3 separate regions of the Homo sapiens genome follow, and regions 1 and 3 are each linked to region 2. Evidence: read pairs that join two places in POLR2A ChIA-PET (ENCODE). Cell type or tissue: Panc1. All regions are shown on one strand. Region 1 overlaps CD164L2 (CD164 molecule like 2). Region 2 overlaps AHDC1 (AT-hook DNA binding motif containing 1). Region 3 has its middle 6.9 kb from the start of WASF2.

What was found. Peaks named below come from ENCODE experiments on the same cell type or tissue, not always from the same donor. Only the 100,000 strongest peaks of a DNase experiment are listed, where the experiment ranks them.
Region 1: POLR2A ChIA-PET joins it to region 2 with 10 read pairs; 3 of 35 experiments call an interaction of 5 or more read pairs at or near these places.
Region 3: POLR2A ChIA-PET joins it to region 2 with 12 read pairs; 20 of 35 experiments call an interaction of 5 or more read pairs at or near these places.

Annotation. Positions count from the first base shown.
Region 1 is chr1:27,379,444-27,381,943 of GRCh38, reverse strand. It overlaps CD164L2 (CD164 molecule like 2), which reads left to right. Exons shown (of 6, transcript NM_001330448.1): 4 at 120-164; 5 at 1,749-1,893; 6 at 2,435-2,500. The coding sequence ends at 2,441. Among named protein-coding and RNA genes, the nearest start is that of CD164L2, 2.6 kb to the left of the region's middle. In Panc1, no CTCF peak of the experiment used is centred here; no DNase peak of the experiment used is centred here.
Region 2 is chr1:27,555,719-27,558,218 of GRCh38, reverse strand. The region is part of intron 5 of AHDC1 (AT-hook DNA binding motif containing 1); the gene reads left to right. Among named protein-coding and RNA genes, the nearest start is that of AHDC1, 47 kb to the left of the region's middle. RefSeq lists enhancers at 648-737, 2,249-2,500. In Panc1, a CTCF peak has its summit at 1,314 (motif pointing left); no DNase peak of the experiment used is centred here; H3K27ac peaks cover 428 bases.
Region 3 is chr1:27,495,826-27,498,325 of GRCh38, reverse strand. No RefSeq gene overlaps it. Among named protein-coding and RNA genes, the nearest start is that of WASF2, 6.9 kb to the right of the region's middle. In Panc1, no CTCF peak of the experiment used is centred here; no DNase peak of the experiment used is centred here.

The sequences.
Region 1 (2,500 bases), 180 kb after region 2:
TCTAGAGTAGGGACAGGGCTGCATCTGAATCGGAAGTTTAGCGGTGAGTGGGGGCTGGGGTCTTGATGGGAGTCAGGGGGTGGGAAGGCTGCTTTGCTATGGATCACCTGTCTCCTCAGCTGCTCACCACCACCCCACCTATGAACCGAAGACAGTCACAACAGGTGAGTACTCCCTGGAGACGGGGCAGTGGGAGGAGCAGAGGTGCAGGGGAAGACAGCTCTGGGCTCAGGCACTGACATGCTCTGTGACCTCGGCCCTGCGCCTTCTCCCTCGGAGCCTGTCTCCGCATCTGTGAAATGGGTTGGATGATGCCTTTCTCATAGAGTTGCTCTGCAGGTTTTATGAGAAGCTGTACAGTGCCCACTTCAGTGTCTGACTCACTGAAGGCAATCAAGAAATGACAGTTCCCATCCCTCCTCCCCATTGCCAGTTCTGGGAACTCAAGGTCACCCCTCGGGACTTGTCCTTGGAGGTGAGGGTGTGTGGCTCGAGTTGCTCAGGAGACATCCTCAGTGCCTGCCTACTGCACCCTCCAGGCCCAGAGAGGGTCACAAGGCGGGTTCCTGGCGGAGTAGAGGCAAGAATGCCACCCTTTGCTTCCCACTCCCTCTCAGGGGCTGGAGGTCACCAGACTTGGCAGGGATGGCTGAAGAGGCCCTTGGTTAATTAAAGCCAGAAACCGATCTCAGAAGCTGAATTATTGATGGCTCAGCTCCCTCAGCTGGAGCCCCGGATCAGCCTCATGTGGCTCATTTCTCCCCTCTTCTGCTCCTCATCCCCCAGCTTCCTTCTCTGGGGCTCCCTGAGCGGGAGCTGGGACCACTGTTTGCCCTTCATATTGTCAGACTCCTTCCACCCCTTACACCTTCTGGGAGGGAGACCCAGTTCAGGCTGGGCCCCTTTCCACTGTCCCAGAATGATCTTCCATCCACCAGCCCTGCCCTGTTCTGGGCACCCAGCCCAGGGCCTGAAATCAAATCCCTGCTAGGAGTGGACAGGTACCGTGGCACAGCTGGGAGCCACCCAGGCATAGCCTGGCAACCATGGCCCTAAAGCCCTACCTTCTAAGGGGCAGAGGAGATGGTCAGGGGACCCTGTGTGAGTCTGGCTATGTCCTGTGAGGTGACTTTGGCCAAGCCTGTCCCTCAGCCATGTTCCCCCTGACACACACTGTCCAGTCCTCGCTTACCCACTTAGCAGGGTGACAGTTGGGGCCTCCACTTCTCCCCCTGCTCCTTCCCTCTCTGAGGGCTCTGACATTGGGTGACACTGAGGTCTTAGGGCTTAGGAGTCCTGAAAAGGGACTATATCGTCTGCATCTTGGCTCTGAACCCTGAGGTCCAAGGCTGAAAGGAATTGTGAGCAGGGGAGGGTCTGAGTTCTGGCTCTGTCTTCACCCTATTGGGCTGGTGAGGCCCAGGGAGGGTGGGAGCCCAGTCACTGGTCCAAGCCACCAATTGGACCATGTGATCATGAGGCCCAGAGAGAATGTGGGTGGCATAAAAGCCACAGAGCAAGCCAGGAGCAGAGCCAGGGCTGGACAGCACCCCACCCTCCCCTGCCACTGTTCCTCCCACCAGGCGCTTCCCAACTGCCTGCGGGATCTGGACTAAACGGAGCCCAGGGTTTAAGCACCCCATATTGAGGACCGGGGCCTCCAGGTTACTTGTGCCAGTTATGAGGGTAGGACTGGGATCCTGGTTCACAGTGACTGCTATGACCCCTGCCCTGCCTCACCCCTGCAGGGAGCCCCCCAGTCCCTGAGGCCCACAGCCCTGGATTTGACGGGGCCAGCTTTATCGGAGGTGTCGTGCTGGTGTTGAGCCTACAGGCGGTGGCTTTCTTTGTGCTGCACTTCCTCAAGGCCAAGGACAGCACCTACCAGACGCTGTGAGTACCTGGCCAGCAGCAAGTACCTGAGTCCCAGCTTACCTCCTGGTTCCTGCCCCACCGTTCCCCTTCAGTACCCAGGGTGCTGTCTTCTCCATGGGCAAGCCCTCAGGACGGTGACAGCGTGCTCCATGTGAGCCACACCCCTTTTGTCTCCTCCAGTTGGGGTGTTTCCTTTGTCAGATGTTGGCTGGGACCAGGACTCAGCCTGGGCCAGTCTAGGAGCCCAGCTGAGCCCTCCTGTGTCTTTTCCCTTCATGCTGCCAGCAGGGAAGAGAACCAGTAGGTGCCAGCCCAGGCAAGCCTGTGGCCCGCGTTTCTGTGGCTGTGGGCAGGAGCTGGGCCTTGTGTCTAGTTGGGTTTTGCTCTGAGAAGGGGAGCTGTGCCTGAGGCCCTCTGTGTGCCGTGTGTGCTGTGGGGCGGGTCGCCACAGCCTGTGTTAAAGTGTTTGCTCTTCCTCTGCTGCCTCCTCTCGAGGCAGGGGGTCCTTGGCTGGCTGAGGCAGTGTCACCTTCCTGAGTGTCCTCTTTGGCCTCTGCAGAATCTGACCCCTTTGGGCCTGGACTCCATCCTGAGGGGAAAGGAGGATGCAGAGGGTGGCCTCTGG
Region 2 (2,500 bases):
ACCTCCCTACTCCTGGCCCAGGTTAGCCCACCCAGGCTCAGGAGCTGCAGAGCCAGGTGAAGCTGCCCTGCCCTGCAGAGGCAACTCCCTGAACTGACACATGAAGCCTGCGGCTCCAGGAAGCTCCCTAGAGCTGAGCCTGCCTGGGGACCCCACCCTACTTCCAAAGGAGCATTCCTGGGGCCTGAGGTCTGGGGGTGGAGTCTCCTGGGATTGTAAGGGTGGGGAGGTACAGCTGTGGGAGGATGCGAGGCTGTGTGTATCCGAATGTAAATGTACAGGGCACTCAAGCTTGTGTGCAAGCAGGTGTGTGTGGAAGGCTCTGTCCTTCCGTGCACATGGGGTAATATACAAGAGTTGTGTAAGTGGACTGGGCTGGGGAGCGTTCAAGGGCTGTGTATGTGGTACCCGGAAGTATGAATATGCAGGATTCTGGGTGTGTACTGGGCAGGTGTGGGGATACTGTGTGTGCCACACTGGATGTCATGTGTGCAAGGGTGCTAGTGTACACTGGAGAGATGTGTGTATAGACAAGATCTGAATACACTGCGATGGTACGGTGTATGCACACGGGGATCTGTGTGTACACTGGCTAAGTGTGTGCTCAGGGTTCTGGGTGCACAGTGGGAGTGATGTGCACATGTGGCTCCATTTGTGCTTTGGAGGTGGGTTGGGCAAGCCTTGAGCTGAGCTGGGCTCAGCAGTGCCCAGCCTTGTGGCCAAATTGCTGAAGTCACTTCCTTTCCAGCAGCAACTTTCCAGGAGGAGGAGTTCTTCAGACCTGGGCGGGGAGCGGGGGGGCGTGGAACAAGGAGCTCTCTGGGGAAGGAGGTGGGCGGGGGTGAGAGGCTGCAGGGAAGGCCTAGTGGGGCTGGAGGAGGGGAGTCCTCCGGGAGACAGAAGGAAAGACAAGGACGGGAGTCTGGAAGGGCCAAGGGCAGGAGGGGAGGGGGGCGGAGCAGGGCGGGAAGCTTAGTCCCTGGGTGACCTCGGAGGGAGGAAGGGAGGGCCGCCGGCAGGGTGACCCTCGGGTCCAGCCAGAGCTGGCGGTGGCGCCCACACACCTGGCACCCAGGGCAGGGGGCTGGCAGGGGGCGGTTCTGGGGCAGACCTGCTTGCCAGGTGCCCTGTTCCAGGGAGGAAGGGGGTGGGCGAGGGTTGCACAAAGGAGCTCTGTGTGGCTGGGGGTAGGGTGGGGTGGGGTGTGCACTGCTGTGCTGTGCTGTGGGGGGGCCCTGATGGCCCCAGGGGGCGGGGCAGGGCCAGCTCCCCTTGGGGGCATCAGTGGCTCCAAGGGGACACCTAGTGGCGAGGGAGAGTAGTGCATCTAGTTGGATGGCTGTTGGTGGGAGGTGGTGACTAGAAGCTGAGAGGAGGATAGATTAGAAGTCAAAAATTAGAACTGATGGTTGGGACTAGGACCGTTGTAGGAGGCTGCAGGGGAGGGCGCTGAATCTCTGGACACCAAAGAAGTTTGATTTACAGAAGCCCAACCTAAATTCAGACACCAGCTTAATTGAATGAGATGGCTGTTTGTTCTTAAGGGCATAACTTAACCTCTCTGTGCCTCTATTTAAATGATGCCAAATGAGTGACAGCTGCCATTATTATTGCCATCATTGTTATTTGTATTATGATATTGTGCCTGGGATCAGGTTGAAAGAAGATATTCAGGTGTTACTGTGTGGGCAGGTAGGCGGCTGAAGGGAAGGAGGTGGACAGAGGTGATGACTAGTCCCTGAGGGACAGATCCTGAGAGATAAGGCCCCTGGAGGAAAAGGGAGGTGATGGGAAGGTCTCAGAGCAGCAGTAATGGCCCCTTTGATGCAGTGTTTTCCATTTGAGGACATCCCAGGGCCTTCGAACCAGGCTGGGAGGGAAATGGTGGGGGAGGAGGAGTGTGCAAGCTGGAGAGAGGGTCATGAGGCCGGAAGTGAGAGCTGGGGCTGGCAGCCTGGCTCCCCTGGGGAGGCAGTGGGTGGGGGAGGGGAAGGAGGGCTGGGGAAGGGGTGGGGTGGTCACAGCCACAGCCGGGGAGGGTGGGGCTGGGGACTCAAGGATGTGGGCTGGCGCTTCCCGGCACTGTGCACAGCAGGTTGGGGCCCCCAGCCCCCTCCCAACCAGCTGGTGTCCCTATGGGCAAGCTCAGACACACTGACCCAACAGCAGACAGGCAGACAGAAGTACCCCTTTGACTTTGTCCACAGACCAGGGCTAGGTGGTACCCTTGGGAGGGGTCCAAGAGAATGGCCGCCGGGGTGTGGTGAGGAGGGGAGCCAGCTGTTTCCCTCAGATCCTGGAGGCTGCAAAAGAGAGCAGTGGCCAGCCTCAGGAGGCCTGGCAGGAGGACGTGCCCAGAGGTCTTCACGGGTGGGTTGAACAGAAGCCACCACCGGAGAGGAGGTTTTTCTCTTCTGCCAAGATCACACCCTCAGGCCCCAGCTGGGAGGTCTCCAGGGCGGGGAAGGCTCGGCTAGCCTGACCCTCAGTAAGGGAGGGA
Region 3 (2,500 bases), 60 kb after region 2:
GGTGAGCTGAGATGGCGCCATTGCACTCCAGCCTGGGCAACAAGAGTGAAACTCTGTCTCAAAAAAAAAAAAAAAAAAAAAAAAATTCAAGCAGGATTTTGAAGGTAGGAGGAAAGAGAATAACAGGTACTTACTGAGGGCATAGTACCAATAAAAACAGGCTGGGCACGGTGGCTCACGCCTGTAATCCCAGCACTTTGGGAGGCCGAGGTGGGCAGATCACGAGGTCGGGAGTTCGAGACGAGCTTGGCCAACATGGTGAAACCCCATCTTCAAAAAATACAAAAATTAGCTGGGCATGGTGGTGGGTGTCTGCAATCTTAGCTACTCAGGAGGCTGAGACGTGAGAATCACTTAAACCCAGGAGGCGGAGATTGCAGTGAGCTGAGATCATGCCACTGCACTCCAGCCTGGGTGACAGAGCGAGACTCCATCTCAAAAAAAAAAAAAAAGAAAAATCATAATCATCAGCAGCAGCATCATCATCATGGGAACTATCACTAAATGTGCCATAGTGTGATGAGTAAGAGCACAGATTAAGCTCTACCCCTTACTGGCTGTGTGAGCATGTGCAAGTTATAGAAATCTCCTTGTGCCTCAGTTTCCTCATCTGCAAACTGGGGTTAGTAATAATATCTACCGTATCAGGAGTTAAATAGGTAAATATATGCAAGGTGCTGAGAACTATGCCAGGTACACATGGGCACTGTGTATTTCCTATCACTGTTATTGCTGAACACTTTGGTCCTGCCAGGCAGTTTTATCTGCCATCTCACTTGGTCCTCACAGCAGCCTGAGAGACAGGGATTATTGTCCCCTTTTACAAAGAAATGAGGCGTAAACAGGCCAGGCAGCTTGCTAAGGTCACTTGCTGGGTAAGTGGCAGGAATGGGATTTGAACCTAGGTCTCTCTGCCCCTCCCACCCACCCCATTTCCCTGACTGTGGAACCTGCCTGAAGGAGGAGGAGGAGGAGGAGGAGGAGGAGGAGGAGGAAGAGGAGGAGATGGCATAGTGGGAAGGCAGGGAGGCTTCACCGAGCTGGGGCCTTGGAAGCAGAGCAGCAGGCATTTTTTCCAGAGCTTTCATTTCCGTCTGCTTCTTCTAAGCAGGTGAAAAACCCCACAGAGGACCCTTCCCTGAGTACCCCCGCCCCCACCCTATTTCCTCCCCCACCCAGCACTGCCTCTGTCCCCCACACTGGGAGCGGGGAGGTCAGGCATGCAGCGTGGGGGATGCAGGGGAGGGGAGTGAGGAGGTGGGGGAGCATCATTCCAGATCCTTCCCCTCAGCAACCCTCTCTTCCCCATCAAAGGCGCTCAGGGAGGAGAGAGCATTCCAGGTGGAAGGAATGGCAAATGCAAAGGCTGCAGATTAAGGATGTGGAGGTGGGGAAAGCCTGCGAGCTTGGCTGGAACCGAGGTTCGTGGCCCCCTGGGATTGCTCAGTGAAGAACTTGCTTGACGAGAGAAAGAGAGAGAGAGAGAGAGACTGTGGACCTAGCAAGAGCTGAGGATGCCAGAGGGAGGGGGGTGACCTGGAGATCATTCTGGGCTCTGAGTACAGTGCTCTCCACCCTTCTCCCCTCAGATGGGGGTCAGGGAGAGGGGAGGGGTGATTCTTCCTGGTCCCTATGCTTTGTTGCTCCCCCTGGAATTCCTTAGCTGACTGCACTCTGTCAGTTCCGTACCCAGTGCTGGCTCATAGCTTTTTAACACATTCTCTCATTGCATTTGTATTTTCTCTTCAGCTCCATGAGACTAGTTTTATTCACTCCATTTTATAGGTTAGAAAACTGAGGCTCAGCTAGGTTGTTTTTTTGTTTTTTTGTTTTTTTTTGTGGGGGCGGGGCGGGGAACGGAGTTTCACTCTGTTTGGCTGGAGTGCAGTGGCGCGATCTCGGCTCACTGCAACCTCTGCCTCCCGGGTTCAAGCAATTCTCTTGCCTCAGCCTCCTGAGTAGCTGGGATTACAGGCGCCCACCACCATGCCCAGCTAGTTTTTGTATTTTTATTTTTATTTAAGAAAAAATGTTTTTTGAGCCGGAGTCTCGCTCCGTCGCCCAGGCTGGAGTGCAGTGGCATGATCTCCGCTCACTGCAACCTTCGCCTCCCAGGTTCAAGCGATTCTCCTGCCTCAGCCTCCCGAGTAGCTGGGACTACAGGCGCGTGCCACCACGTCTGGCTAATTTTTTTGTATTTTTAGTAGAGACGGGGTTTCACCATATTGGCCAGGATGGTCTTGATCTCTTGACCTCGTGATCCGCCTGCAGCTGAGATTACAGGTGCCTGCCACCACGCCCAGCTAATTTTTGCATTTTTAGTAGAGACAAGGTTTCACCATGTTTGTCAGGCTGGTCTCGAACTCCTGACCTCAGGCAATCCGCCCGCCTCGGCCTCCCAAAGTGCTGGGATTACAGGCATGAGCCACTGTGCCTAGCCCTGTTTTTTACATTTTTATCTATTTATTTATTTATTTTGAGCCTAGGTTAGGAAACTGGC